5 separate regions of the Homo sapiens genome follow, and all the other regions are linked to region 4. The links are chromatin loops, found by intact Hi-C in ENCODE. Cell type or tissue: B cell. All regions are shown on one strand.

Evidence for each region. Hi-C counts contacts between places; a loop is a spot of excess contacts. Peaks named below come from ENCODE experiments on the same cell type or tissue, not always from the same donor. Only the 100,000 strongest peaks of a DNase experiment are listed, where the experiment ranks them.
Region 1: it touches region 4 in a loop (13-fold over the local background); 5 of 110 quality-filtered maps call a loop at or near these places.
Region 2: a loop joins it to region 4, with 11 times the contacts of the local background. A loop is called at or near these places in 54 of 110 quality-filtered maps.
Region 3: a loop joins it to region 4, with 15 times the contacts of the local background. A loop is called at or near these places in 16 of 110 quality-filtered maps.
Region 5: it touches region 4 in a loop (9-fold over the local background); 11 of 110 quality-filtered maps call a loop at or near these places.

The regions. Positions count from the first base shown.
Region 1 is chr9:136,864,640-136,868,639 of GRCh38, reverse strand. EDF1 (endothelial differentiation related factor 1) reads left to right here and starts at 2,332. Exons shown (of 5, transcript NM_003792.4): 1 at 2,332-2,459. The coding sequence starts at 2,382. RefSeq lists silencers at 2,031-2,340, 2,441-2,630. In B cell, no CTCF peak of the experiment used is centred here; DNase peaks (open chromatin) are centred at 2,249 and 3,099; H3K4me3 peaks cover 1,919 bases; H3K27ac peaks cover 1,712 bases.
Region 2 is chr9:136,943,297-136,947,296 of GRCh38, reverse strand. FBXW5 (F-box and WD repeat domain containing 5) reads left to right here and starts at 2,559. Exons shown (of 9, transcript NM_018998.4): 1 at 2,559-2,703; 2 at 3,191-3,406; 3 at 3,791-3,948. The coding sequence starts at 3,214. C8G (complement C8 gamma chain) reads right to left here and starts at 2,054. Exons shown (of 7, transcript NM_000606.3): 1 at 1,839-2,054; 2 at 1,527-1,663; 3 at 1,298-1,368; 4 at 1,105-1,212; 5 at 731-832; 6 at 608-646; 7 at 322-529. The coding sequence starts at 1,976. The coding sequence ends at 516. RefSeq lists silencers at 2,516-3,095, 3,476-3,545 and an enhancer at 3,381-4,000. In B cell, CTCF peaks have their summits at 2,229 and 2,429 (motif pointing left); DNase peaks (open chromatin) are centred at 1,181, 1,546 and 2,506; H3K4me3 peaks cover 1,387 bases; H3K27ac peaks cover 828 bases.
Region 3 is chr9:136,883,884-136,887,883 of GRCh38, reverse strand. TRAF2 (TNF receptor associated factor 2) reads right to left here and starts at 1,368. Exons shown (of 11, transcript NM_021138.4): 1 at 1,343-1,368. MIR4479 (microRNA 4479) reads right to left here and starts at 1,151; the gene lies at 1,081-1,151. It overlaps LOC105376326 (a long non-coding RNA gene), which reads left to right and starts at 1,630. Exons shown (of 3, transcript XR_930448.2): 1 at 1,630-1,786; 2 at 2,534-2,591; 3 at 2,750-3,104. RefSeq lists enhancers at 1-671, 672-1,407 and silencers at 784-1,593, 1,814-1,943. In B cell, no CTCF peak of the experiment used is centred here; a DNase peak (open chromatin) is centred at 1,513; H3K4me3 peaks cover 2,124 bases; H3K27ac peaks cover 2,124 bases.
Region 4 is chr9:136,789,891-136,793,890 of GRCh38, reverse strand. It overlaps TMEM141 (transmembrane protein 141), which reads right to left and starts at 2,547. Exons shown (of 5, transcript NM_032928.4): 1 at 2,467-2,547; 2 at 2,114-2,180; 3 at 1,861-1,944; 4 at 1,533-1,640; 5 at 574-1,072. The coding sequence starts at 2,520. The coding sequence ends at 1,059. RefSeq lists a silencer at 2,121-3,160. In B cell, CTCF peaks have their summits at 1,737 and 1,938; DNase peaks (open chromatin) are centred at 390, 800, 2,070 and 2,870; H3K4me3 peaks cover 1,836 bases; H3K27ac peaks cover 2,337 bases.
Region 5 is chr9:136,990,552-136,994,551 of GRCh38, reverse strand. PAXX (PAXX non-homologous end joining factor) reads right to left here and starts at 2,130. Exons shown (of 7, transcript NM_183241.3): 1 at 1,990-2,130; 2 at 1,852-1,912; 3 at 1,578-1,627; 4 at 1,309-1,499; 5 at 1,141-1,209; 6 at 888-972; 7 at 576-786. The coding sequence starts at 2,108. The coding sequence ends at 747. RefSeq lists an enhancer at 1,395-1,937 and silencers at 1,895-2,274, 2,285-2,574. In B cell, no CTCF peak of the experiment used is centred here; DNase peaks (open chromatin) are centred at 1,851 and 2,151; H3K4me3 peaks cover 1,943 bases; H3K27ac peaks cover 2,402 bases.

The DNA of each region.
Region 1 (4,000 bases), 75 kb before region 4:
GGAGGCCTGAACTGCAGTGTTAACAAGGCTGCCTCTTTCCAGGCCAACTCCACCTTCATCACAATCTTCCTGGGGGCTGGTGGCACTGGAGTGACGATAAGCATTTTTGGCACACAACAAAGGGGGACTTGAGTGGAGATACATCCAGTCAGAGTTTATGGGATATTTTCTTTTTCTTTCTTTCTTTTTTTTGTTTTTCTGAGACAGCAGAGTCTTGCTCTGTCCCTAGGCTGGAGTGCAATGGTGCGGTGTCGTCGACTCACTGCAACCTCCGCCTCCCGGTTCAAGCAATTCTCCTGCCTCAGCCTCCTGAGTAGCTGGGACTACAGGCACGCACCACCATGCCCAGCTGATTTTTGTATTTTTAATAGAGACAGGGTTTCACCGTGTTGGCCAGGATGATCTCGATCTCTCAACCTCGTGATCCATCCGCCTCGGCCTTCCAAAGTGCTGGGATTACAGAAGTGAGCCACTGCGCCCGGCCACAAGAGATTATTTTCATTCAGTGGAAGCACATCCTTGCTGGCCGGCTGAGGCTGTTGAGTCCTTAGCCGAACGGAGCTTGGTGCTGGAAGTCGGCGGGAAACAGAGAAGCAAGGTTTGTATGGACGGAGCCATCAGTGTGTCCCCAAGGTTCTTCCAATCATCCGGTGTGAAAAACGGTAAGCAGAAGACTCAACTTCCCACTGCCTGGTTAGAATTACAGTTGTCTCCTCCGCGGAGTGCATTTGCTAATGCAGCATTTCCAATTTAATACAGCATTTATGTATGTTTTCTTTTTGGATGGAGACTGCATTTATCAGGTTCCTTGTTTGTGGAGCATCTATTCAAAGCCCGGAAGTCAATACTATGATTAGGGCCTGCGGTGGCTCAAGCCTGTAATCCCAGGCTTTGGGAGGCCGAGGCGGGAGGATCACGCGAGCTCAGGAGTTCCAGACCGACGAGCCAGGGCGGCACGGAGACCCCATCTCTACCCCACAAAATACAAAAATTAGCCAGGCGTGGGGGCCGCGCCTATAGTCCCATCGCTTGAGCGCAGGACGTCGAGGCTGCAGTGAGCTGAGATCTCAATGTTGTGCTCCAGCGTGGGCCACAGAGTGAGACCCTGTCTATAAAAATAAAAATCCTAAAAAAGTTGTTCAATGATAATGTATAATGACCTTTCTCATTATACAAAACGGCTGGAAAATAGGGTATTACAGAATTATTGTCATATAACATATACACTTTATACATTACAGAAAATAAACATCATGCAAAACCATTCATTTTTGCAACCGATGTTTTCACAGTTTTCCATTCTTTTTCTTTTTTTTTGAAACGCAGTTTCATTCTTGTTGCCCAGGCTGGAGTGCAATAGCGCGATCTCGGCTCACCGCAACCTCCGCCTCCCGGGTTCAACTGATTCTTCTGCCTCAGCCTCCCCGAGTAGCTGAGATTACAGGTGCCCGCCACCACGTCCGGCTAATTTTGTATTTTTAGTAGAGACGGGGTTTCTCCATGTTGGTCAGGCTGGTCTCGAACTCCCGACCTCAGGTGATACGCCCGCCTCGGCCTCCCAAAGTTCTGGGACTACAGGCGTGAACCACCGTGCCCGGCTTGCGTTCTTTTTCTTAAAGAGTCCCACCTGCGGATCACGAGATCAGGAGATCGAGACCATCCTGGCCCGTCTCTACTAAAAATAAAATAAAATAAAATAAATAAATTAGCCGGGCGTGGTGGCTGGCGCCTGTAGTCCCAGGTACTCGGGAGGCTGAGGCAGGAGAATGGCATGAACCCGGGAGACGGAGTGAGCCGAGATCGCGCCACGGCACCCAGCCTGGGCGATAGAGCAAGACTCCATCTCAAAAAATAAAAGTTAAAAAAAAAAAAGTGTCCCACCCCACGCTGCGTTTCGGGCCCCACGGCCCTGGTCCTCGAGCGCAGGTCCCAGCCGCGCAGGCGGCAAAACAAAGGGGGGCGGCCGCACGGCTAGAGCGGAGACCCCGCGCCCCCTCCGCCCGCGTGGCCCGGCCGGGGTGCGGGGCCCGGGGAGGCACGGGGGCTGCGCGTCGGGGCGCAGCCGCCGCCCGCGTGTGCTCGGAGGCCGCGGGGCCCGGGCTCCGGGGTCCTCCCGACCTGCAGCCCCAGCGGCTACCGCGCCTCGCCAGGCCAGGCCAGGCCCCGACGTCGCCTTCCCTACGTCGCCGGCGCCCGGCCACGACGTCCCTCAGACGAGCCGAACGCCGAATGGCCCCGAGCACGGGAAGTGCCCGCCCCCCGCGTGCAGCCAGCCAATGGGACGCCGAAAGCGGGGAGGTGCCGAGGGGACGTAGCGTCGCCGCGCCAGGTCTCTAGCAGCTGCCGCTGAGCCGCCGGACGGACGCTCGTCTTCGCCCGCCATGGCCGAGAGCGACTGGGACACGGTGACGGTGCTGCGCAAGAAGGGCCCTACGGCCGCCCAGGCCAAATCCAAGCAGGTGCTTTGCTGACTGAGGAGCGGCCGGGCCGGGCGGGGCGGACGCTGGGCCGGGGCCACGGACCGTGGGGCAGGGGGCTCGGGGAAGGGCAGGCGGGGCCTGGGACAGGGCGCAGGGGACGGGGACAAGGCTGGGGTGCCGGGGGCAGGACGGGGTTCGAAGGGCGGGGCGAATCGCAGGGGTAGGAGGACCGGGCCAGGACAGGGGTGGGAAGGTGGGGGGCGGACCCAGGAGGGGATGGACGGACCCAGGAGGCAGGGGGCGGGCGACTGGAGGAGGAGAGGAGCAGGGAACCGGACGGGGCAAGGGGCAGGCGATAGGGCCGGGACCAGTGCCAGGGTGGGGCGGGGAGGGGATAGGGGCAGGGACTGTTGGTGGGGACAGGTGTGAGGACAGAGGCAGGAGGTGGGGACGGGGACGGGGACAAGGCTGGGGGCCTTGTGTGAGGATAGGGGACAGAGAACCAGGGTGGGCACTGGGAACGGGGGCAGGGATGGAGATGGGGACAGGGCTTGGAAGAACAGGGTAGAGTGGGGTACAGGGCTTAGGACAGGGGTGGGGACTGGGGCAAGCAGCAGGAACCAGCGATGAAGGTGGGGAATTGGGGTTGGGATAGGGCTGGGGGCCATTGGACAGCAGTTGAGGGCCTGGGGCGGGAGACTGGGTGACGGGGCAGAGGTTAGTGACCTGAGTGGGAGCTGGGGACAGGGGGTAGGCTCCTCCCTGAGAGTTTTCTCTCTGCCTGGGACCTGCTTGGTTCTACTGGTCTCCGCTGGTCAGATACTGCCCAGGGAGCCTGCCTGGGTGCATCACAGGCTGTAGAGAGTGCCTGCTTCAGGGGACCCCATGAGCAGGTGGACCCTGTTGCACAGGTGGAAGATGGGCGTGCCCTGAACAGTACTTGTGGAAGGAGATTACCAATGTGGCTGATGGATCCGAGGGTCAGTTGTGAGTCTGATGTAATAGGGAGGACAGTTTAGTCACCGCCTCTGCCTCATTCGTACCCTCAGGTGGCCTAGGGCTGAAGCCTTTGAGGCCAGTTGGGCCAGGATGCGCTGGGGCTCTGGTGACAGGGATTCATTGGTCTGCCCTACCCTTACTGGTTGCACAGTCAAAACCAAATTCACTCTCCTTTTCTTTTAAAGGAAACTTAATGGCCACAAGCTAGGAGTCATGGGAATAATTGCGTGGCAGCATCTGTGAGCAGATCACACTTAGGATGCTCCACAAGTCACTCCTCTGAAGTGGTAGAAATGTTGGCCGGGCGCGGTGGCTCACGCCTGTAATCCCAGCACTCTGGGAGGCCAAGGCAGGTGGATCATGAGGTCAGGAGTTCAAGACCAGCCTGGCCAAGATGGTGAAACCCCGTCTCTACTAAAAATACAAAAAATTAGCCAGGCACGGTGGCAGGAGCCTGTAATCCCAGCTACTCGGGAGGCTGAGGCAGGAGAATTGCTTGAACTCGGAGGGCGAAGGTTGCAGTGAGCCGAGATCGTGTCACTGCATTCCAGCCTGGGCAACAGAGTGAGACTCTGTCTCAA
Region 2 (4,000 bases), 150 kb before region 4:
AAGAGGCCAAAATGGGCAGTGACGGGAGACAGCTGGCCTCCCACGGGGGCGGAAGAGCAGCCCGGGGGCTGCAGGACAATGGCCCAGGCAAGAGCAGCCTTGGAGTGAGGCTGGACGCCCCCAGGTCCCAGCAGGGCACAAGATGGGCATATGCCAGAGAGGATCTCCCCTCCCAAATCCCAAGAGCCGCTGAAATCGGCCCAGTGCCCACTGCGTGGACTCCAGCCAACAGGGAGCGCCGGGCTTTTAAAGAGGCGGGGTGGGGGCAGAGAGGGCCTTGGTGGTACTGGCGCCGGTCCAGAGTGGACAGAAGAGTCAGAGAGGGGTCTGAGACATTTAATAAGTAGGTACCACTCCACCCACTGTCCTCTGGGGCAGCCGGCAGAAGATCCCCTGCCCTGGGTGGCAGGGCCCTGATCTGAGGCTGGTTTCACGGAGGACAGGCAGCGGGCACCCCACTGGTGGGGTCGTCTCTCGGGGCACTGACTTCTCAGCACTGGAGCTGTGTGCCGGCCTCACCTCCTCACTTCTGCAGCAGAGACGAGACTCAGCCGGTGGCAGTGGCCCCCCTCACCACGCCGCCATGCTTGCCCCGCTGTGCACTCACCGTCCAGGACGTGGAACTGGTCTGCAGCCTCGCAGAAGCCTGGGGGCCCAAGGCAGGGGTCAGGCTGGACATCAGCCCAGAGAGTGGGGGTGGCTGAGCTGGGGACCTGCTGGGGACACTCACCGTACTTGGGGAAGTAGAAGATCTGGTCCTCAGTCAGGTGGGCCTCCTGGACCCGCTGCTCAAACCCACTCAGGACCGAGTCGCTCACAGGGAGCGAGCGGGCTGCAGGGCAGACAGGGTTCCTGGGGTCCTGGCACCAGGCGGCGTGGAGGGCTCTGGAAACGGGGTCTGTGTGTCCCCTGCCCCCTCGGGGCCCTCTCCCTGCTCCCACACCAGGCCTGTCTGTCACTACTCCCTGGGCCCCTGCTTAGCAGGAGGATCAGGATGGGAGAAAGGAAGTGTGTCCCCATGGGCTCACCCAGCCCCTCGGGGTGGCCCAGTGAGTGTGCAGAGCTTGAGCGCCTGCCTGGTCACAGAGGCTGGCCCCCACATACCGTAGAGCTTCACTGACAGCTGCCCCGCCCGCTCCAGGTACAGGACAGCGAAACTCTGGTAGTCGGTCTCAGCGACAACCACGTGCACAGCCCCTCGGGCGTCTCGGGCTGGGGCAGAGCCACAGTAGCCATGTCAGAGAGCCACAGTGGCTGCGTCATCCCCCACCCACATGCCCTGCAGCCCCTGCCTCACCTTGAAGCAGGAAGCGGCCGAGGACCCCTGTGTCTCCATAGAGCTGGCGCACCTGCCAGCAGATCCCATCCCTGGGGGGGCGGGGAGGAGGCACCACAGGCTGGGAGACCCCAACCAGGAATCCTAGTCCAGGCCACAGCCGGGGTGGGGTCAGGGGCCAGAGCAGGGCTGAAGTCCGGGGGCTGAGAGGAGGGTTGGGGTTAGGGTGCAGGGCTGCTCTGGGACTCACAGCTTTCGGAAGGTACTGACAGCCATGGCTGTGCCCTGGGGAGCCACATGCAGTGTGGTGGCCTCGGCCCGGTGGCCCTGCTCCTGCAGGAAACGGCAAGCGGAGCCCACAGCCACAAGGAGCCAGGTCCCTGCAAACTGGGGGCAGACCATGGGAGAACTCGAGGGCACTGTGGGAGGGCCCCTCACCTGCTTCCCTCTACACCCCCCACAACTTCACCTGCTTCCCTCTCCCCCGCAACAACTTCTACCTGTCTCCCTCTACCCCTCCCACAACTTCTACCTGCCTCCCTCTACCCCCCCCAACTTCTACCTGCTGAGCATCAAAATTGGCCTTGGGCTGGATGGTGCTGATGGGGGATGCGGGCCGGCGTGGCCTCTGAGGCTTCTGGCCCAGCGAGCCAGCTGCCAGGAGCAGAGTCAAGAGGGTCGCAGTCCCAGGGGGCAGCATGGTGGCGGCAGCAGGGTGGCAGGACTGTGGGAGGCCAAGGGTAGCACCACCAAGTCCCAGGACAGAGTCTACTCTGCTGTCACAGAGCCCAGCCCAGGAAGTCCATGTCCATCCGTTGCCTCCCCACCCCCCACCTCCAGCCTCCTCGTGAGCCTAGCTTCGATCTGCACTTCCTGGCAGGGCCCTGGCACCATGTCCTATGTACAAAGTCCGAGTTGACCTCTGGCTGTTTATCCATTTCTCCTGCACCCCTGATTTCCACCGACAGTCCTTAGCCCTTTACACGTTATCTTCCTTAAACCATCACCCAGTGGTCTTATCTCCATGGCCAACGTCACGGGGTTCATGAAGCCACTTGCTCAGGGCCCGGCAACAGGGAGCGCCGGAGGCGGGTCCCGAACCAGCGTTCGTTGAGCCTCGCCTGCAACCCCGCCCACGACCGCCGCCCGCTGGCCACAAGGGGCGCTGTTCCCAATGCGCCCGAGTGCGCGCAGGCGCACAAAGAAAAGCCGGCCAGGCCGCCGGAGCCCAAGGCGCAGGCGCACGAGGGGCGGATGCGGGCTACCCGCGCGCTCTGCCTTCCTCGGCCATCGATGCCTCGGGGCTCGTGGCGTCGGGCCTGGCGGGCTCCCCGTTGGGCGGGGGCGGCGGTCCGAGCGGCTGCGGCAGCGGAAGCGGGTCCGGGTCGCGCAGGGCGGGGGCGGCGCAGCGGGCGGAGGCGGCCGTGGTGAGTGCGCCTGCGGCCCTCGGGGGTCCCGCCTTGTCGTCCCCGCCCGCCTTGGGCGAGTGCAGGAGCCCCGAGGCCGCCCGTGCGCTCGTCCCCGCCGTCCGCCCCGAGCCCGCCGGGCAGAGCTGCTCCAGGGCCGCAGGGCGGAGGCCACTGCCTGGCCGCCCCGAGCTTCCTCTCGGCGGAAGCCCGTCCCCGGACGGCGCCTGGTGTCCCCGTGCCTCGCGTGCGGCGGTCCGGGCCCTGGCGGGCTGAGGGGCGCCCGCTGCCGGCCGCAGGAGGCCGGGGGATGACGCGGCGGAGAGGGGCCGGCCCGGCCCGCCCGGAGCTGCCGGGTCCTTGGTTGGGCGGCGGTACCCGGGCGTCCCCTGCAGACACGCAGCCCCGTGGAACTCCCGGCGGGACGGTTGGGGCTGGAGGAACAGGACGCCCGCTCTCGGCCTCCCTTCCCGGGCCTGGGCTGAGGGCAGCCGTTGGTGGGTTTCAGGGCCGCCTGGGCAGAATGTCACGATGGACGAGGGCGGCACGCCCCTGCTCCCCGACAGCCTGGTCTACCAGATCTTCCTGAGCCTGGGCCCGGCCGACGTGCTGGCCGCCGGGCTGGTGTGCCGCCAATGGCAGGCCGTGTCGCGGGACGAGTTCCTGTGGAGGGAGCAGTTCTACCGCTACTACCAGGTGGCCCGCGACGTGCCCCGACACCCAGGTCAGTGGCGTGTGGGGCCCCTACCCACGTTCTGCAGCCAGGGCCCCGGGCCCCTGCGCTTGGGGGTCAGCCTGGCTGGGGGCCCGCCCCGCGGCCCCGCGTGTCCATGCTCACCCCCCCACACCCTGATAGAGGCCTGTCAGGACACAGCGCAGGCGCCCCTCAGAGCTTGGAGGCCAGAGGGTTCATTGGGTCACTTGGGGGGTGGGGGGTACAGGGGTCTCTGTGAGCTACAGGGTTGAATCCCCCAGCCGAGGCCTATGCCATGACTAGTGGGTTCCAGGGGCACCACGGGGCCTGCCAGGACTGCTGGGGCCACACTCGGCTCATGGCCGTGACTGCGAGGAAGGCCCGGGCCCAGGACTGACAACTGCCCACCCGCAGCGGCCATGTCCTGGTACGAGGAGTTCCAGCGGCTGTATGACACGGTGCCCTGCGTGGAGGTGCAGACGCTGCGGGAACACACAGACCAGGTCCTGCACCTCAGCTTCTCCCATTCCGGGTACCAGTTCGCGTCCTGCTCCAAGGACTGCACTGTGAAGGTGAGGACGGCCAGGTGTCCTGCACACCCCACCCAGCTCTGCCGCAGCACGG
Region 3 (4,000 bases), 94 kb before region 4:
ATAAATAAATAAAATTACAATTTTATATGTAACCCCATCTTTTTCAGGCTCAAAATAATACCAAATAGAAGCTTGATAACAACCTAAACTCTTAACAACTGTTTATACAAAAGTATCAGAAGCAAGCGTGGTAGAAGAGGAGATCTTGAACCTTACAAGTGTCCACCCATTAATACATTCAGTTCCTCTTATTAAAAACTAGGGCTATTAACAGGGAGAGAGACTGAGTTACAGGGCAGTAATTCCGTCCCTTCAAAATCATGTGGCCACAGAGCAGGGTCCGTTCTCAGTCCTAGTTTCCCTTGACTTGACCCAGACCAGACTCCCTCCTCCTCCGAGCCCCGTCTTCACCGGCTGCCAGACACCCCACCCCCTGTCGGCCCTACACCGAGTGGAGGCTTGGTGCTCTTCTGCACTGACCCTCAGCCCTCGGGGCCTCAAAATGACAACTCCAAAATACCCAGCTCTGGCCCTGACCGTTCCCCTGACCCCAGGCTGCCCATCTGGCCGCCTCCCGAGAGGCCATGGGCGCTGTGACTCCTTCATCTTGGCCTAGGAAGCACCAGCCTTCAGCTGCTCACGCCAGATTCTTGCAGACATTGCAACTCCTCTTTTTCTCGGCTCTACCTTCCACAAACATCCCCTGCTACTGCCAGGACCAGGCCCCGGCCCCGATCCCGGCCCGGTCCACCGCAGCCCATCCCCGCACTGGCTCCTTGCTGCCCCCGACCCTCCCAGCAGCCAGAGGGACTTTTCACCCAGGCTCAGCCTGGGTCTCCCCAGCCACTGGGCAGGAAGGCAGCAGAGTCGGCTCCGCCCCCAGCCTCACTGGTCTTCCCCGACCCCTGGCTGGGGGGCGCTGGCAAACTCAGGGGTCGGAGGCGCCCCTGACCCTCCCGAGCACGCAGCCGGCTGAGGGTGCGGGGCTTCGGGGACACGAGGGGCCCACAGCTGAGCGTGGAGGGGCGACAGGGTGCGGGGGAGCGACGGACCCGGGACGGGGCAGGGCCGGGTGGGCCGCCCACGGGCCTCAGGCGGTACTGGGAGCCGCGACCCCGCGCAAAACCCCGGACCGTGCCCTGGCGCTGCTCCGAGCACGGCCGCGCGCGTTCCCGAACTTTCCCGCGCCAGCCACGCTCGGACTTGGTTTCCGGCCCAGCGGCTCAGAGAAATCCCCTCGGGCTGGCCCCGCCCCCGCCCCGCGGCCTCTCCCGCCCCCGCTCCCGCTCCGGCCCGGAGTCTCCCTGAGAGGTGCCCGCGCCTGCGCCCGACCCCGCGCCCGACCCCGCACCCGACCCCGCGCCCGCGCCCGACCCCGCACCCGACCCCGCGCTCGCCTCACCCAACGGTCGCAGCGCGCCCGGAACTAAGGGCCCGCCCAGCTACCGCCCCCAACGCCGCCGCCGCCGCCGCCGCTCCGCCGCGTGCGCCTGACGGACGGACATGGGAGCCAACCAGCCAGCCCTCAGGAAGCTGTAGCGAGAGCCATTGGCCAGATACGCCCCGCTCCGAGCGCGCCTGACGGACTGACGCCGGAGCCAACCAGCGAGCCCGCAGGAGCCGCAGCGTGCGCCGATTGGTCGGCGCTGAGACGGCGTGGGTACCTAAGTCGCCCTCTGCTTTTTCCTCAAAGAGCGCGCCGGGGCGTTGGTGCGGGGAGCTGGTGAGGTGCTGCGCTGTGGGGTCCGCGCTAATTGGGTCCCTTCCCCAGGTGCGGCGAGACAGCGAGGCCCTTGCTTCCCCTCCCGTGGCCCCGGGGCGGAGACCCCTGCCGCACACCCGAGAGGTGAGCCGGGAGCCCAAGCCGGGCGACACCGGTTCCCACGAGGCGCGCGTCGCGCGCGGGACGCGGGGCCCTGGCGGGGCGGCCGCACCTACCCGACACCTGCGGGTCCCTCCGCCTCCCCCGGTGCCGGGCGCAGAGCGGCGCCTCAATTTGGGTAACATTTATGAGAAACAGGACTAAAAGAATACTGCACACTTAAGTAAGGTATTAAGGCTATGGGGTCTCCTTTTGGGGTGAGGTAATGCTCTGCAACCGGACAGTGGTGACGGCCGCCCGACATGGCCGGTGTGCTAATCTACTGGGTTGTGCACTTTATTTATTTTTTTTTTTGAGACGGAGGCTCACTCTGTCGCCCAGGCTGGAGTTCAGTGGCGCGATCTCGACTCACTGCAACCTCCGCCTCCCGGGTTCAAGCGATTCTCCTGCCTCAGCCTCCCGAGTAGCTGGGACTACAGGCGCCCGCCATCACGCCCGGCTAATGTTTGTATTTTTGATAGAGACGAGGTTTCACCATGTTGGCCAGGCTGGTCTTGAACTCCCGACCTCAAGTGAAAACACAACCTATGGCCTCCAGACACTCAAATGAAAACAGTGGCCTTGGCGGCCAAAACAGGGGCTGCCCTAGGAGTCCTGTGGGCTGCATGGGGGAGGCGGCACTGTCATCTGCCCAGGAGAACGGGAGCTGCAGCAGGTTCTCTCTGGCGGTGCACGGGCTAGCACTGGACACACCACCCCCTCTCCATCCAGCCTTTGGTGAAATGGAGACCTTTCACCCCGCTTTGCAGAGAAGGAAACGTTCACGGAGGTAAGTCTCCTCCAAGCATTCAGACCCTGAGACCACGGGACTCCTCAAGGATGGAATACACTGCAAAACAGGGCAGGCTTTGAAGTTGCATAATTTACACAGGCCACGCTGTCCCCAGGCGCCAATGCCACATTTCATATATGTTACTTGGTTTGCAGTTGGAATTCCCCTCCGCCCCAAACCCACATTCCTGGGACAGCAAGGCCTTGAGATGGAACTCAGGAAGCCATCGGATTCCATCAACGTCATCACCCCTGAGTTTGCTGCAAGCAGCCATGGAAACGTCCCAAGTCCGCACCTGCAGGCTCAGTGAGGTTGCTCAAGCCCAGGAACTAACTGAGCTCTCAAACGTAAGAAGGCGTCTCCTCCTGGCTGCACCTGGGAGGCTCAAAGCTGTCCTGAGTCTGCAGCAGCCAGCTCGGGATGAGAAAGGGTTCACGTGGCAGTTCATGCCTATAATCCCAGCACTTTGGGAGGCTGAGGCAGGAGGACCGCTTGAGCCCATGAGTTCGAAACCAGCATGGGCAGCATGGGGGAACCCCATCTCTACCAAAAAAAGGAAAAAAAATTTAGCTGGGTGTGGTGCTGCACACCTGTAGTCCCAACTGCTTGGAAGGCTGAGGCAGGAAGATGACTGAAGCTCAGGAGGTGGAGGTTGCAGTGAGCTGTGGTTGCACCACTGCACTCCAGGCTGCGCTATAGAGTGAGACCCTGTCTCTTTTTTTTCTTTTTTGAGACGGTGTCTTGCTCTGTCACCCAGGCTGGAGTGCAGTGGTGCGATCTCGGCTCACTGCAACCTCTGCCTCCCGGGTTCAAGAAATTCTCCTGCCTAAGCCTCCGGAGTAGCTGGGACTACCGGCGCACACCGCTACGCCCGGCTAATTTTTTTTGTATTTTAGTAGAGACGGGGTTTCACCGTGTTGCTCAGGCTGGTCTCGAACTCCTGAGCTCAGGCAATTGCCTGCCTCGGCCTCCCAAAGTGCTAGGATTACAGGCATGAGCCACTGCGCCTGGCTGACCCTGTCTCTTTTAAAAAAGAAAAAACAGCCAGGCACGGCGGCTCATGCCTGTAATCCCAGCACTTTGGGAGGCCTAGGCGAGCAGATCACCTGAGGTCAGGAGTTTGAGACCAGACTGGCCAACATGGTGAAACCTCGTCTCTACTAAAAAAATACAAAAGGCCGGGCGCGGTGGCTCACCCCAGCACTTTGGGAGGCCGAGGTGGGCAGATCATGAGGTCAAGAGATCGAGACCATTCTGGCCAACATGTTGAAACCCTGTCTCTACTAAAAGTACAAAAATTAGCTGGGCATGGTGGTACGCGCCTGTACTCACAGCTACTCAGGAGACTGAGTAGGCAGGAGATTCACTTGAACCCGGGAGGCGTAGGTTGCAGTGAGCCGAGATTG
Region 4 (4,000 bases):
CACTCTGAAGGCCCAGTAGGTACTCAATAAACTTTCTTTCCAGTGCCTGGCAAGGTGAGGCGTGGCAGCTGAGCTGGGTCGGGGGCAGCAGGGCCCATGCTGTGGGTCTTCGGTGCTGCGGGGAAGCCAGCTGTAACCATGATGGACTTGTGGAGGTTCCGTCTGGTCTCCACCTCTTCCTCCTCTTGGGGCTCGGGGCTGTGTGTAGGCTTGCCCACTCAGAAGCTTTCCCTCCACACAGACACGGCTACAACGGGCTAGCTCTGCCTCTGGGGAGTGACTTTGGCTAATAGATGAGTGGGGAATGATAGGCAGGTGGGCGTGGCCCACAAGTCCCTCCTCTCCCAGCAGCCAGGCTCTGGCCAGCCTGGCCCCTTTTGCTCTGCCCCTACATGCCAAGTGCTACAGAGGCAGACCCCCATACAGAGAGGCTGTGGTGGTGTCACGTGGCCTACGGGGCTGATGCGAACGTCTAATTCTGGGGTTCAGCGCTGGGAACTTCCCTGTACATCCTCAGTATGTAACTTGCATGTGATCCTCATATATCAACTGTAGGGTAATAAAGGTTTCATGTGACCTGTCATCATCTTACCCTTCTGATTTGTTTTTCACCTGGTCAGGTGGAAACTTGGGTGGAGAGAAGGATAAGCCATTTATTAACCCCACGCCCCTAGCACCAGCTGTCACCTTGGACTTGTTGGAGATGCAGGGGCTAGAAAGGAAATGACAGAGTGTACAGGCCCCTTCGACCCCGTGTCCCATAGGTGGTGGCCCCCAGACACACCCTCTCTGCTGGCAGTGCAGAACATGCATCCCAATACCCTAGAGGAGAAACACCACCCCAGGGAGAGCCCTTTCTGCTCCAACCTCCTGGGCAGGTCCCAGGTTGGGGCAGCAGCCATCTGCAGGTGTTTGTCAGGCCTGGCCACACATGCGGACAGAGGATACGACTGGGGTACCCTAGGGTGTGGGGAGGGTCGGCCTGGGGTCAGGGGGCATGAAGGCTGTGTTCCAGACTCCTCCTGCCCCCAATCCTCTGTGCCCCTGCTGGAGCTCTCCTAGCTTCTCTGATCTGTAAAAGGCAAAGAGAGACAAGCTCGAACCACATCCATCGTGGCTGGGCATCCCTGTGCCCATTTTATCATGGCAGAAACTGGGTTCCGTAACAAGGACAACGGGCAGTGGAGGCCAGGCCTGGGTCCAATGCGGGGCTTCTCAGTCCAGCCTCACTCCTCTCGGGTGCCCACGTGGCTGCTGTGGCCTTGCCACACCCTTCACTCTGCACCCTTCCTCTCAATCTCAGGGGCACCCCAGCCCCTCTTGGTTCTTTCTCCTCAAAGGGAGCTCTCCAAGATCTGTCTACTGCGCCCACCCCCAGCTCCAACCCATCTGGCAGTCACATGCTGAGGAGGCCGGGCCAGAGGGAGGGACCTTGTCTAGCCTATCGCATGGTGCACCCAGGCTTGGCTGCCCAAAACTCTGGGTGCTGGAGAGGTGGCATTCACTTCTCGCTAACCCCCAGGCTCTCTCACCTGTGCTCCTGTCTTTGGGGAGCTGCCCGGTCTCCAGGAAGAGCCAGAGGTTGTTGCATTTCTCCGACTCCACTCTCGTCACCCCGTAGCTGACCACAGAGCCTGCAACTGTGGAGCAGGAAATGGAAGAGGGCTGGGGCCTCTGTGCTTCCCAGGCTAAGAGAACCGGGCACAGGCTACTTCCTGACAGACGTGGTGGGTGGGCTCAGGTGGGGCTCCCGCCGAGACCTGGGGCTCCATGTCAGAGTCAGGGACGCAGAACCACAGCCCCAACCCTAGCAGAAACCCACCCCTCAAAGAGCCCAGGCAGGGGCCCTGGAGTACCCACCCACGGCCACTAGGAGGCTCCACTGCAAAGGGTATGGAAACTTCCTCTGAATGAACATCTGCAAGCCAAAGGCCATGCCGGTGCCTGCAAAGAGCCGAGGTCCCCATCAACCTGTACCCGGGGATAGCCAGGGCCCACCTTGCCAGGCCCCCAGCACCTGCGGGCAGGTGACTTGGCGCCCCCTGCTGGGGAGTCAGGGCAGGGCGGGAGGGTGCGTTCTCTCCCAGCCGCAGGACACCTGGACGCAGCCTACCTGTGACGAAGGTGAAAACGCCCTTCATGAAGGCGTGTGACTGGCATGCGGCATACTCCCCGAGTCCCTGGGGTGGCAGAGGCGGGTGAAGGCTCGATCCCCTGCCCTCTTCCTTCACCGCCTCTCCTGTCCCTCCTCTGGGCACACCCTGGCTGTGGAGGAGTGAGACCCTGGGCGCTTGGACACGTCCCACCTCCCCTATGCCCACCCGGACGCCCTGAGCCCCTTAGCAAGAGAGTGCCCCCAGCCTCCGCCACTCTTCCCTGACGAGGGCACCCCCACGCCCCGGCCCCCCGCCTCGCTCAGGTCAGCTTCTGGGGTTTGAGGCCCGCGTCCCAGACCGGCCTTCTCACCGGGTGCTTGGCAGCCACGGCGTCGTCCACCCGGGACAGACCCAAGTTCACCATGGTTGGCAGGGCTCGGGGAGCGGGCCTGCGCAGGCGCAGGCGGAAGGGCGGGACGGGAACCTGGGGGTGTGGCCCAGAGGACAGGCCTGCGCAGTTACGGACGGAGGGGCAGGGCCCGGATCTGGGGGCGAGGCCTAGGGACCGGCCCGCGCTGGAACAGGCGGAGGGGGCGGGGCCTAGGAGACGGCGCCTGAGGGCGGGTCCGCGCGGCAGCAGGCGGAGGGGGCGGGACCTGGGAGACGTGATCTGGGGGCGGGGCCTGAGAGACGGGACTTTGGAGACGCGACCTGGGGGCGGGGCCTGAGAGACAGGACCGGGGAGCGGGCCTGCGCAGGCGGAGGTGTCGGGTTCTAAGAGGCGGGTCCTGCCGGGTGCAGGCGGAGGGGCCAGGGCCTTGGATTGGGGGCGGAGCATGGATCGAGCCTGCTAGAGCGCAGGGGAGAGGGGTGGGGCCTGGGGCCTGGCCACGCCTCTAGGAGCTTGGGCCCTGTGACCTCCGGCGACGACTGGGCGGGGCGAAGGCGGGCACCGGGCGGGGCGTGGCTGAGAGCGTGCGCTCCTCCCCCCGGCCGGGCCTCATTCCCACACTTGCAGAGGCCTGATGATTGTCAGTGTTATTTTGCTTGAGGACTACAATCAGGGATTGAATTTCTCATAAGCCACCACGGAGTGGGGATGTATAAAATCACTGTTTAGCAAAGTGGTTCTGTAACCAGCAGCTTAGTAGCTGAGCCTCAAACTCCTTTTGTTTTGCATGACAAAGAGTCTTTACTTTCAAATAATTATCGATACACCAAGTAATAACATGTACAAGTTCTTGAATTCTATCATCTAGTAATTTTGATTAAGAGAAACTAAAATCAGCCCAAACAATTCCACTAGTATTCACTGGTGTAACCATTAGCAAGAACGGAGGACTTCAAGTCAGGCTGCTGCTTCACACAGGTTACAAATAACTATTTACTACTTTTTCATCGATAAAGTCCCTGATCTTCAAGAAAGTGCTAGGGAAAAAAATTAACCCCTTCCTTTCTTCAAAGAATTATTATGTGGTTTTTTTTTTTAAACTAGATCAAAGAAAGAAAAAGTCAACACTGATATACGTGTTGCTTGAGCCAAAAGGCATGGGAAAAAAGACAACATATAACCATTAAATTCCTAAGAAATATGAGGTAAAAAGATGAAATCTTGGCCAGGTGCGGTGGCTTACGCCTGTAATCCCAGCACCTTGGGAGGCCGAGGCAGGTGGATCACAAGGTCAGGAGTTAAATACTAGCCTGGCCAAGATGGTGAAACCCCGTCTCTACTAAAAATACAAAAATTAGCCGGGCGTGGTGGCAGGTGCCTATAATCCCAGGTACTGGGGAGGCTGAGGCAGGAGAATCACTTGAACCTGGGAGGTGGAGGTTGCAGGGAGCCAAGATCGTGCCACTGCACTCCAGCCTGGGCGACAGAGTGAGACTCTGTTTCAAAAAAAAAA
Region 5 (4,000 bases), 200 kb before region 4:
ATAGCCCAGAACCACAGGGGCAGGAGCGCCGGGGGTCGGGCCGGTCCCATCCTCCACGCTAAGAAGGCGCAGACTCCAGGCCTCCTGCAACCGGTGGCCTCAGGGATCTCCAGGACCGGACTGGGCTCCCAAACCAGTCAGGCCGGGGTGGGGCGGGGTGCCCCAGGTGGATGGGGGCTGGCACATTCCTCAATCCTGTCCCGGGGCAGGCGCTCCCCTCCCCGCAGGGCACTTCCAGTGTCTCAGGGTCTACACGGGACTTCTGTCTGCATCCTCCCACGGGGCTCCGTGCCCTACCTGGGTGCGGCCTGGGAGGGTGGGAACAAAGTTCTAAGCCTTGGGGAGCCCTGGCCCTGCCTGGCTGGGCCCCTCTCAGCTCCTGGGCTGGCAGGGCTGGAATAGCTGGACGGTCTGAGAGTGCTCACCTCCCTCCGGCCCAGCAAGGAAGTCTCCAGGGAGCTGAGAGGCTGCAGCATCTGTTCACATCCTGTGGCCCTACACCCAGAACACAGGCCCAGGGGTGTTCCCTGATCCCTTCCCAGGCCAGTGCCAGGAGTCAGAGCCCCACCAGAGCCTCCAACCAAGGGAGCTGTTTATTTGACAGGGAAGGAATTTGAGGAGCCGTGTTAGTCCTGGCCCAGGACAGGCAGGTGGAGGTGGTGGCGGGGGGTCTCTGATGGGGGCCTCAAAGACTGCCTCTCCCCTCATAGGCGGACTCCCCGCGGGGCCACGCTTGTGCTGCACCTTCAGGTCTCATCGAAGTCCACGCCACCAGCTGGTTTCTTACTGGGAGGGAAGAGGGGTGTCACTATGGCACTATGGTGTGGAGAAAGGGGTGGGGTCCAGGATTGGACCCTGGGCGCAGGAAGGGGGCTGTGGGAGGGTACCTCTTGAACCCGGGGTTGATGAGCGACTCTCCTGGACACCGCCTCCTGACTCCAGGTCCAGGGCCACCTCTCTGGGGATCTGGGTCTGGGGGAAAACAGGACAGGGGCAGCTCCTGAACCTGGCAGCATCCCAACCACAACCTTCTCCGAATAGATAGGCATTCTCTCTGGAGCGTGAGTCTTGTTTGGGGGGAAACTGAGTTCCAGGTTAAAGAGCACAGCCCTACTTGAGTCACAGGCGGACATGCCTTACCTGGTAAGAAGAGCTGAGGCCCTGCAGGCCGGGGGCTCTTCCTCGGGCTGACAGCTGTCTCTTCTGCAGCTGGGGAGGAAAGCCCATGGGAACCCCACTCAGTGCCAGGAGTGGGGGCAAGAGCAGGGGACCCCAGTGAAGGTATGAGGTGCCCACCCCCAATCCTACCTGCCAGTCGCCGCTCCAGGCTCCACACGCGTTTTGCCAGGCCCAGTGTCAGCGCCCGCAGCCTGGGGGCTGCCTCTGGGCCTGGTACCTTGGAGAGGTCAAAGGCCAGTGCCGAGGGCCCCCCTGAAAGCGTCAGGGATGCTCTGTCCTCCTGCAGAGTCAGAGCCACAGCTTGCTGCTCACAGGCTGCCCTGGGAGAGGAGAGGTGCGGAGAGCTGTGGCAGACCCTCCTCCTCCCCACCCGTCCTTCCTCCCTGCTTGGGTCTCACCTGAACCGGGGGGTGATGTCCTCAGCCGCACTCAGGCCAAAACGGGCTTTCTAGAGAGCACAGGGGCTTGTCACGAGCTGCCTGGAACCCGAGGCCCACTGGGGGCACCCGAAACCTGCCCGACCCCAGAGCCCTAGCCAATGGGAGGACTACAGCTACAGGGCGGGCAGAGGGTGTCAGAGCCTTCTGGGGAATCCCAGATGTCTGTCGCCCCATAGACGATCTGCACTGCAAGGAGGGGTGTGGCGGCTCCCAGACCCGCCCAGTTACCCACGAGGGCCGCCAGGCTGTCCGGCGTGAAGCAGGTGCTCCAAAGCTCCGCGGCGTCGGTCACGCTGGGGGAGAAGGCCTGTCAGGCGGGGCCGCCCGCGGAGCTCCCTGCACCCCTACCTCCCCGCGGACCCCCACTCACTAGAGGTTGAAGCCGCCGCGGTCCCCCTCCCCGCTTTCCTCCCCTTCGCAGTAGCACACGAAGCGGGGCGGCTCGGGGCCCGGCGGCAGCGTGCAGAGCGGCGGCGACAGCGGATCCATGGCGCCGGGCGAGCGGGAACCCGGCGGGGCGGGGCTTGGGCGCCGGGAGGGGCGGGGCTGTGCGGGCTCAGGGCTCCTGCGCGGAAGAACGACTTCCGGAGCCGGGTGCAGGCCAGTCGCGGGCTTAGGGAGCTTGCGCGGGGCGGAGTCTGGTTGGGGGCGGGGTCTGTGTGTGGAGGCGGGGTTAGGGGCGGGGTTATGAGGGTGGGGGGATTCGGGGCGGGGCTAAAGGCACAGGCCGGGCCGCGCGGACCCGGTACCCGCGCGGGCTTCAGGCGACTAGAGGCCGAGTTTAGTGCGCGGGGCGGGCCGGAGCAGGGCGTCCTGGGTCAGGGATCCAGAGGCCCTGCCCCCAGCGCTGGCCTCGCCGGTCGTGGGCTCCACGGCGCGATCCCGGGCTCTGGCCCTCGCGCCCGCGAGCAGCCCCACTCGAACCTCGCCCCCTCCCGCCCCCGCCCCGGCTCCAAGTCCAGCCGAGTCCAGGTTCCCTCCGTGGCTCTGCGGATACATCCTGGAGCCCCGCCCTTCCATCGTCTTCACACACAAACCGGAAGCTTCCTAACTCTAATCGTAAGAAGTTACGGTTGGTCCGGCAAGGTGACTCACGCCTGTAATCCCAGCACTTTGGGAGGCCGAGGCGGGCAGATTGCCTGAGGTCAGGAGTTCGAGACCAGTCTGGCCAACATGGTGAAACCCCGTCTCTACTAAAAATACAAAAAAATTAGCCAGGTGTGGTGGCGCACGCCTGTGAGGCAGGGGAATTGCTTGAACCAGGGAGGTGGAGGTTGCAGTGAGCCGAGATCGCGCCACTGCATTCCAGCCTGGGCAACAGAGCGAGACTCTGTCTCAAACAAACAAAAAAAGAAGTCACAGTACAGAGCGATCTCCAGGGAAGAAGGCTTCTGCGCTCTCTGTCCCGCGCATGGTATTCCTCCAGCTCCTCCTACGTGCCTGTTGTCCTAGGCCTGGATATCGATCAACAGACAAGGTCTCTGACTCCCTGGAGCTTCTAGGATCCAATAGGAGAGACACCACACTCTCAGGCAGGGCCAAGCGCCAGGAGAAACTGCAGCGGGTGCTATGAGGGCAGGAGGAAGAGGATGGCTCCCACCAGGGACAGGGAGATCCCAGGCGGAGGCCTGGCCACATAAATAATGGTTCTGTTCAAGGCTCGGCAAGAAGGCCAGGTTGGCAGCATGGTGCTGTGGGGAGGGCCAGTGGGTCTGTAAGCTACGCTTCCATATCGGAGTGCTCCCACAGCAAGCCTGCCTCACCTCCTCCTGCTTCCCAGTTCACTCCCAGTCCTGGCTCCTGCCCCCTGGGCCTCTGCACATGCTGCTGTTTCTGCCTGGCACATCCTTTCCCCAGACTCACATGCTTCCTTCAGGTCTTTACTCAAAAGTCACTTTAGTGAGACCTTCCCTGGTGTTGTTCTGACATTGCAGCATGCTGCCCAGCTCTCACATCCCTCTCTCCTGTCATTTCCCTATTTTTCACACTTCTCACTGTAGAAAGTACACTTTGGCTTGCTTTATTCTGGCAGCTAGCTCCCTGTTATACCCTCCTGGGTTTAGACTTTTCTGCACTCCCCTCCCCTTGGGCTGGACTTTATTAATGACTTGCTTCTGGCAACTAGAATAGGACAAAATTGCTCTTGAATTGCTGGGTGTGACATGAGGCAGCCCTAAGGGGATGACCATGGCCAGCAAGGGAACCGGGAAGCTGACGCCCCAGCTGAGCCTTCCCATGAGACCACATCATCGGCCGGCAGCTTGACCACAGCCTCCTGAAACTTTGTGTCAAAGGCCCAGAGTCCTGCCTGGCTGACACTGGGAGATAATGCATGCCTGCTGGTTAAGCAGCTGCATTTGGGGTAACCTGTCACTCTGCAG